Linked DNA regions of Homo sapiens: region 1 is linked to region 2. The links are chromatin loops, found by intact Hi-C in ENCODE. Cell type or tissue: OCI-LY7. All regions are shown on one strand. Links, peaks and the distances in the headings refer to the core of each region. The heading gives the core; the rest is flanking DNA. Region 1 overlaps ACOXL (acyl-CoA oxidase like). Region 2 has its middle 100 kb from the start of MIR4771-2.

Evidence for each region. A loop is a pair of places that touch in the nucleus more often than their neighbours do. Peaks named below come from ENCODE experiments on the same cell type or tissue, not always from the same donor. Only the 100,000 strongest peaks of a DNase experiment are listed, where the experiment ranks them.
Region 1: it touches region 2 in a loop (2.7-fold over the local background); 2 of 110 quality-filtered maps call a loop at or near these places.

What each region holds. Positions count from the first base shown.
Region 1 is chr2:111,027,804-111,030,716 of GRCh38, reverse strand. The region is part of intron 14 of ACOXL (acyl-CoA oxidase like); the gene reads right to left. Among named protein-coding and RNA genes, the nearest start is that of ACOXL-AS1, 86 kb to the left of the region's middle. In OCI-LY7, for the core only: CTCF peaks have their summits at 1,600 and 1,803; a DNase peak (open chromatin) is centred at 1,796.
Region 2 is chr2:111,668,638-111,671,550 of GRCh38, reverse strand. No RefSeq gene overlaps it. Among named protein-coding and RNA genes, the nearest start is that of MIR4771-2, 100 kb to the left of the region's middle. In OCI-LY7, for the core only: a CTCF peak has its summit at 1,473 (motif pointing right); DNase peaks (open chromatin) are centred at 640, 1,070 and 1,480; H3K4me3 peaks cover 1,803 bases; H3K27ac peaks cover 2,399 bases.

The DNA of each region.
Region 1 (2,913 bases), core at 107-2,606, 640 kb after region 2:
ACTCAAATAGAAAGTTACACTCAATGTATCTGCTTCTCATTTGTATTTAACTCACACCCTGACGTGCCCTCTCAGTTAAATAGTTACTTGCTTCCCTGCAGCTCTGCGGTTTCTGCGGGGCCTGGAGATCCACATGTAAAATCCCTGCTGTAACACAGTGCTTTGTGCTCCGGTGGAAAAACAGCGCTGCTGAAAGCCTCTACCCATGTATAATTTAGCAACATCACCTGGGGCCGCAGGCACAGTTTGGAGGACAATGTCATGGGTGCCTCGGGATCCACACCTAACTGGGGCATCTCATGACAATCGAGGGAAAGGATAATGTCTGCTTTGCTCCCTGAATTGATATCTCTCTGCACTGGTGTCACAATTACAACTGAAAGGGTGTGGCAGATGCATGCAACTCTCAGGGAACAGCCTGCAGCAGAACATCTTGGCAGGGGGAGGACAAGAGCTGGCCAGACACTTCTGGAAGTTCTGGAAGGAGATGCTGAAGCTCTACCCATTCCACTGTAAAGGACAACACCAGGAAATCCCAGTTAATATGGTTTAACCTCCTAATCATGCACCGACTATCCCCCACCATTGCATGGGAGGCAGAGAAGAATAAAACACTGTGCACATGTGTCCAAATAGAATCAAGGGCACTTTTTAATTGCTTTTTTTTTTTAAACTCAATGTGTAGAGTAAGTTTTTCACTGGCCTGATCAAAAGAAAACCAGGGACAGAAAACTAACTGGCTGTGCAATGCAGACCCCTGCCTGAAGAAGGGACTTCAGGTGGGAAACTTTGCAGAAAGCCCTGTGCAAAGCTGGCTACAACTGCACCCCTCAGAGTATGAGGAAAAAGGAAAAAAAACCACAACAAGTTCAAGTGAAGAGGAAAGGCCCCTTGAAGGCCTACCAGCCAGCTCCCAAGTGCTCTTCCTTATATGTCAATATCTTGGTGCTGTTGCAGGACATTGGAGCAGGCTCAGTGTAACCTCACCCCTGCTGGCAAGAGGCTCCCTGGCCCCACCTCCAGACCCGCCCCAGGCAGGAAGAAGAGCACCCAGGTCTTGGGGCATGCTGATGGAAAGGCAGCATTCCTAGAATAGGAAAGCAACTGACTGAGAAGCCTCTGTCCCCTTGAATTAGAGTTTATTGGTAGGAAATAAGAGGCTGAAGCCAACTGCGGGCTTCACAGTGATCCTCACGCCCAGATGGGCTGACCTAGGAGCAGTATAGGCTCTACACACCATTCTGCTGTCAAGTGGTCAAAATGAACGCATCAGAAGGTCAAATTCTGGCTCGGCCTCCAAGTGCAGAGACAGCATTAACTTCGAGAGTATTGCTGGCAACCATTATAACCCTCTAATTGCCTATGCAATGCACAAGATTTTAAAATATATGTATTGCACAAACAATATTGTGAAACAACAGAAATCAACTCTCTCATCTTAAAAAAACCTTAATACGAGGTTCCAGGAGGGGATTTAAAAAATGATATGGCTGTTCTTTGCTTCAGGCAATAAACATGCTACTGAAAACCTATGTGTAAATACAGTCTTATGCCAACTAAGTCCTTCTTAAAAATGCACCAGAAAACAGGCTCTGTTTTAAGCACTTAATTGTATTTGCTCATTAAGTCTTCAGAAGCTCTGGAAGTAGATTTTATTAAGATCTTCATTTTGCAGGTAGGAAATTGCAACACAGAAATGTTCAGTAACTTGGACAAGGTTGCAGAGCTGAGTTGGAACAGGGTGCCCAGGCCTCTGAGCCCACATCCCTAACCATGGGCTACACTGCCTCCCAATGGACTGAGAGTGAGTTAGTTCCCTGGCAAAACCTGCCCCTCCCAAGCATGCTGTTTATAAAGATGGATGATCACACATGGTCACATTTAATATCAACAACATCCCATACTTAAATCTTTGAATGAAAAGATATGACTATTTCCTGATAAAGCATCACACAGCTAAGACAAAGAGCTGAATGCATAAAGAAGTTTCCCCATATCCATTCGCCTTTCTTTTCTTGAAAAGCCTCAAATAGATTTGGGCAGCCATACAGCCAATTAAAAAAATACTTTCCTGCAGAGGATCTACAAAAAATGTCAGCTAACATCATACTTAAAGGTAAAGGCTGAGTGCTTTCCCCTTAAGTTCAAGTAGAAGATGAGGATTCTGTTATCAGCACTTCCTTTCAACACCAAAATGGAGATTCTAGCCAGGGCAATAAGGCAAGAAAAGGAAATTAAAGGAGATTAAAAAGGAATAAGTAGGCCAGGCACAGTGGCTTAAACCTGCAAACCCAGCACTTTGGGAGGCCGAGGAGCTCAGAGGGCTGAGGTGGGAGGATTGCTTGAGCCTGGGTATACTGAGCCAAGATCATGCCATTGCACTCTAGCCTGGGTGACACAGTGAGACCCTGTCTCAAAAAAACTCCAAAACAAACAAAAAGGAGTAAGTAAGACTGACTCCACTCAAAAAGACATGATTGTCTATGTAGAAAAATCTTAAGAAATATTTATTTATTTATTTATTTTTGAGACAGGGTCTCACTCCTGTCACCCAGGCTTGACTGCAGTGGCATGATCATGGCTCACTGCAGCCTTGACCTCCTGGGTTCTTGCAATCCTCCCAACCTCAGCCTTCTGGGTAGCCGGGACTACAGGTGCACAACACCATGCATGGCTAACTCTTCTGAATTTTCAGTAGAGATAGGGTCTTGCTGTGTTGCTGGATCTGGTCTCAAACTCCTGGGCTCGAGTGATCTGCCAGCATTGGCCTCCCAAAGTTGCTGGAATTACAGGTGTGAGCCACTGTGCCCAGCCTAAGAAATATATAATAAAGCTGTTAGAGAAATAGGAGCACAGGAGAACCAAGGTGACATCATTTTAAAATCAACTCCATCTTAAAACTAGCAAGGCACA
Region 2 (2,913 bases), core at 290-2,789:
CTCTTTTCGTATTGACTTTGGTTTCCTTCCTCTTGGGTCTCTTTCACTGATCATCCCACTCTTGTTATTCGGGGCTGTCCTCGAGTTTTAATTTACTTATGCTCAAATACCTTGGCTCTGTATTCTTATTGAAATAAGATACACTCATGTGCTCCCACCCTTCACTTCTCCATGGCATGTCTGTGTCTTGGAACATTTTGAAACATGATGGTTATTCCATTAATTAAAAAAAGAAGAAGGAATAGCTGCCACATGTTAAACTCTGCTTCACAAATGAGTCTGAGGAGAAGAGAATGGTATCTTCAAGCCCAGGTAGAGTAATTCTCATCCTACAGCTGACCCAAGGAGCAGCACTGAAGATCAGCAAGGCGAGCCACTCTGACTGGCAGGCAGGTGGCCCCTTCCCTCTGTCCATAGCAGGCCTGAGAGTCACACTGTGGAGGAGAGGGGCGACCTGCCTGCCCTCTTCATCGCCAGTACCACCACTGCTTCTCTCTTTAGCCAAGTTTCTCCCCGTGCCCTGCCTTGTGGAGATCTTCCAATGCGTCCTAAGTCTCTTCCCCAAGAAGACGATGTTGGCTGCTAGCTGCCAAGAGGTGGGGGCTGGGAGCTGGGGGCTGGGGTTAGTGTCTGTGCATAAGGCCACAGCTGCATTGTGCAGGTGGCTGGGACCTCCAGTTTAAAAAGTTTATTTATAGATCACTGTCGAGTTCAGACTTGTCTATAAATGTGAAATGCTCATTCCATGCCCAGGCCCATGCCTGGTTTAGAGCAATTGAAACGAAAAACAAATTTAAAAAGTTAATTTAAAAATTTCAGCTTTACTTAAAATTATTAACATGCACAATTTGTTTTTAAAATAGAGGTGCTCTGGGCATGCTGTCCTAGTTAGCTGTTGGGTTAAGTTGTACTAATGCATAGGTGTTTACCTTTTGGGGTGTGAAAAGGTTGATTAGGGAAGCTGCCCCCGTAGGTCTGCTAGCCACCTTTGCTCCTGTTAAATTAGATCTCTGAAAAATGCTTAGTTCTCAGCACAGGGCCCAGCCTGCAATGTCAGCCCAGGCCCCAGCGTGTGCATTATCATATACTATTATTATTGCCACACAGGCAGGCCCGCCTCTCTGAAGCTGTGTTGCTGAGGATGAAATGTCAGAATTGAGGCTGCACTCAAGCCAGGGCATATTTCCTGATTGCTCTGTATTCACAAATATGTGTCCGTCAAGTCACAGAGCACTTCCTGACGGACACCTCAATGGCCTTCTGTGCTGGAGGTGGACGTGATCTGAAGGCTGTGCCGCAGCCTCATATGGGCTGTCCCTCCCAGGGAGGACCTGCACCCCAAGCCCCCTCCTCTGGCCACAGCCTTTGAGCTGAAGGAGAGTGGTGATGCAGCGGGAGGCACTTTTGCGGGGCTCGTCATGGTTTTTCAATGGGTTGATCTGTTGACCAAAACTCTGGAGACATCTTAGATCCCCTTCTGTTACCACAAGAGGGTGTTTTAAAACAACCTTGCAAGTTCTCATAACTAAATACACTTAAATTTCCATTTGCTCTAAAACCAAGGCAGCATGTCACACGCAGAGTGGGCACAGTGCAGTGGAAAGGCTGACCTCACAGAGGGTGACCAGCAGCCGCACAGGCGGGACAGTCGCCCTCAGCGTTCATTCTCCGTGTTCTTGGCCCCCTGACTCAGCCCTCCCTTGGTTTATGGTGAGTGTTTAATGTCCACCTTCACTTCTAGACGTACGGGTGGGACTTTTCTGTCTTGTTCACCTCTGTGTCCCCAGCTGGTGCCTGACAACTAGTAGGTGCCCAGCACAAAGTTGTGAACAGACTAAATGGATGGGTGCTATTTTATATTTAATGGTTTAGAAATGCTTGTGAATGGAGTTTAAATTAAAAAAAAATCAAAATTGATTTAGAGAAATTGAGCTTGATTATATTAAAAAAAAAAACAAAAACAACAAAAAAAGCAACCCTCCTCACACCCCTCATCAAGCGCACACACACCTTGAAAAAGGGCGGGAATGCCAAGATGTTAACTGTGCTTGTTTACTGATGGTCAAACTAGGGATGGATTTTCCATGCTTTTTGAAAGTAATTTTTAATGTTTTCCAAACTGTCATCAATACATGTATATTGCCTTTATTCCATGGCAAATAAATGCAAAGTAAACAGAAAAATCAAATCTTTCACTTTTTCTTTTCTGAATCACAAAAATCCAGTAAGTTGGGTGGGAGAGCAGGGCCCTCAATGGTGGGGAGCACCTGTCCTAGGTCACCTGTGTTATGTGACTTAGGGGGTGAATAAATGTATTTTTTTGTTTTTGGTCATGCTCTGTAATCAAGTGTGCAGCTTGGATCAGGCCAGTAAGAAACTCAGCAATGTCAAAAGCGGGCACAGGGATTCCACCACTGCTGCCTGGCCATGCGCGTGGTCTACTCCAGTCATGCAAGTTTGGTTCTTTGCTCTCATGATGGTTAGTTTTACATGTGAATTTGTGTGGGTCGCAGGACACTCTTGGATGTGTCTGTGGGGTGTTTCAGAATGAGGTTAGTATTTGAATCAGTGACTCTGTCAGGGAGACCTCTCTCCCCAGTGTGGGTGGTGCCATTCAATCCACTGAGGGCCTGAACAGAACACAAGACAGAGGAAGGAGGAACTTGCCTCTTTTCTACCTCACTGCTTTAGCTGGGGCATCTCAACTCATTTTCTCCACCCTCGGCCTGGGATGTATATCATTAGCTCTCTGGGTTCTCAGGCCTTGGGACTCGGTCTGAATTACACCACTGGGTCTCCAGCTTGTTGATGGCAGATCATGGAGTTTCTCAGGTTCCATAATGTGTGAGCCAATACCTCAGAATAAATCACACACACACGCACACACACACACACACACACACACACGTACAT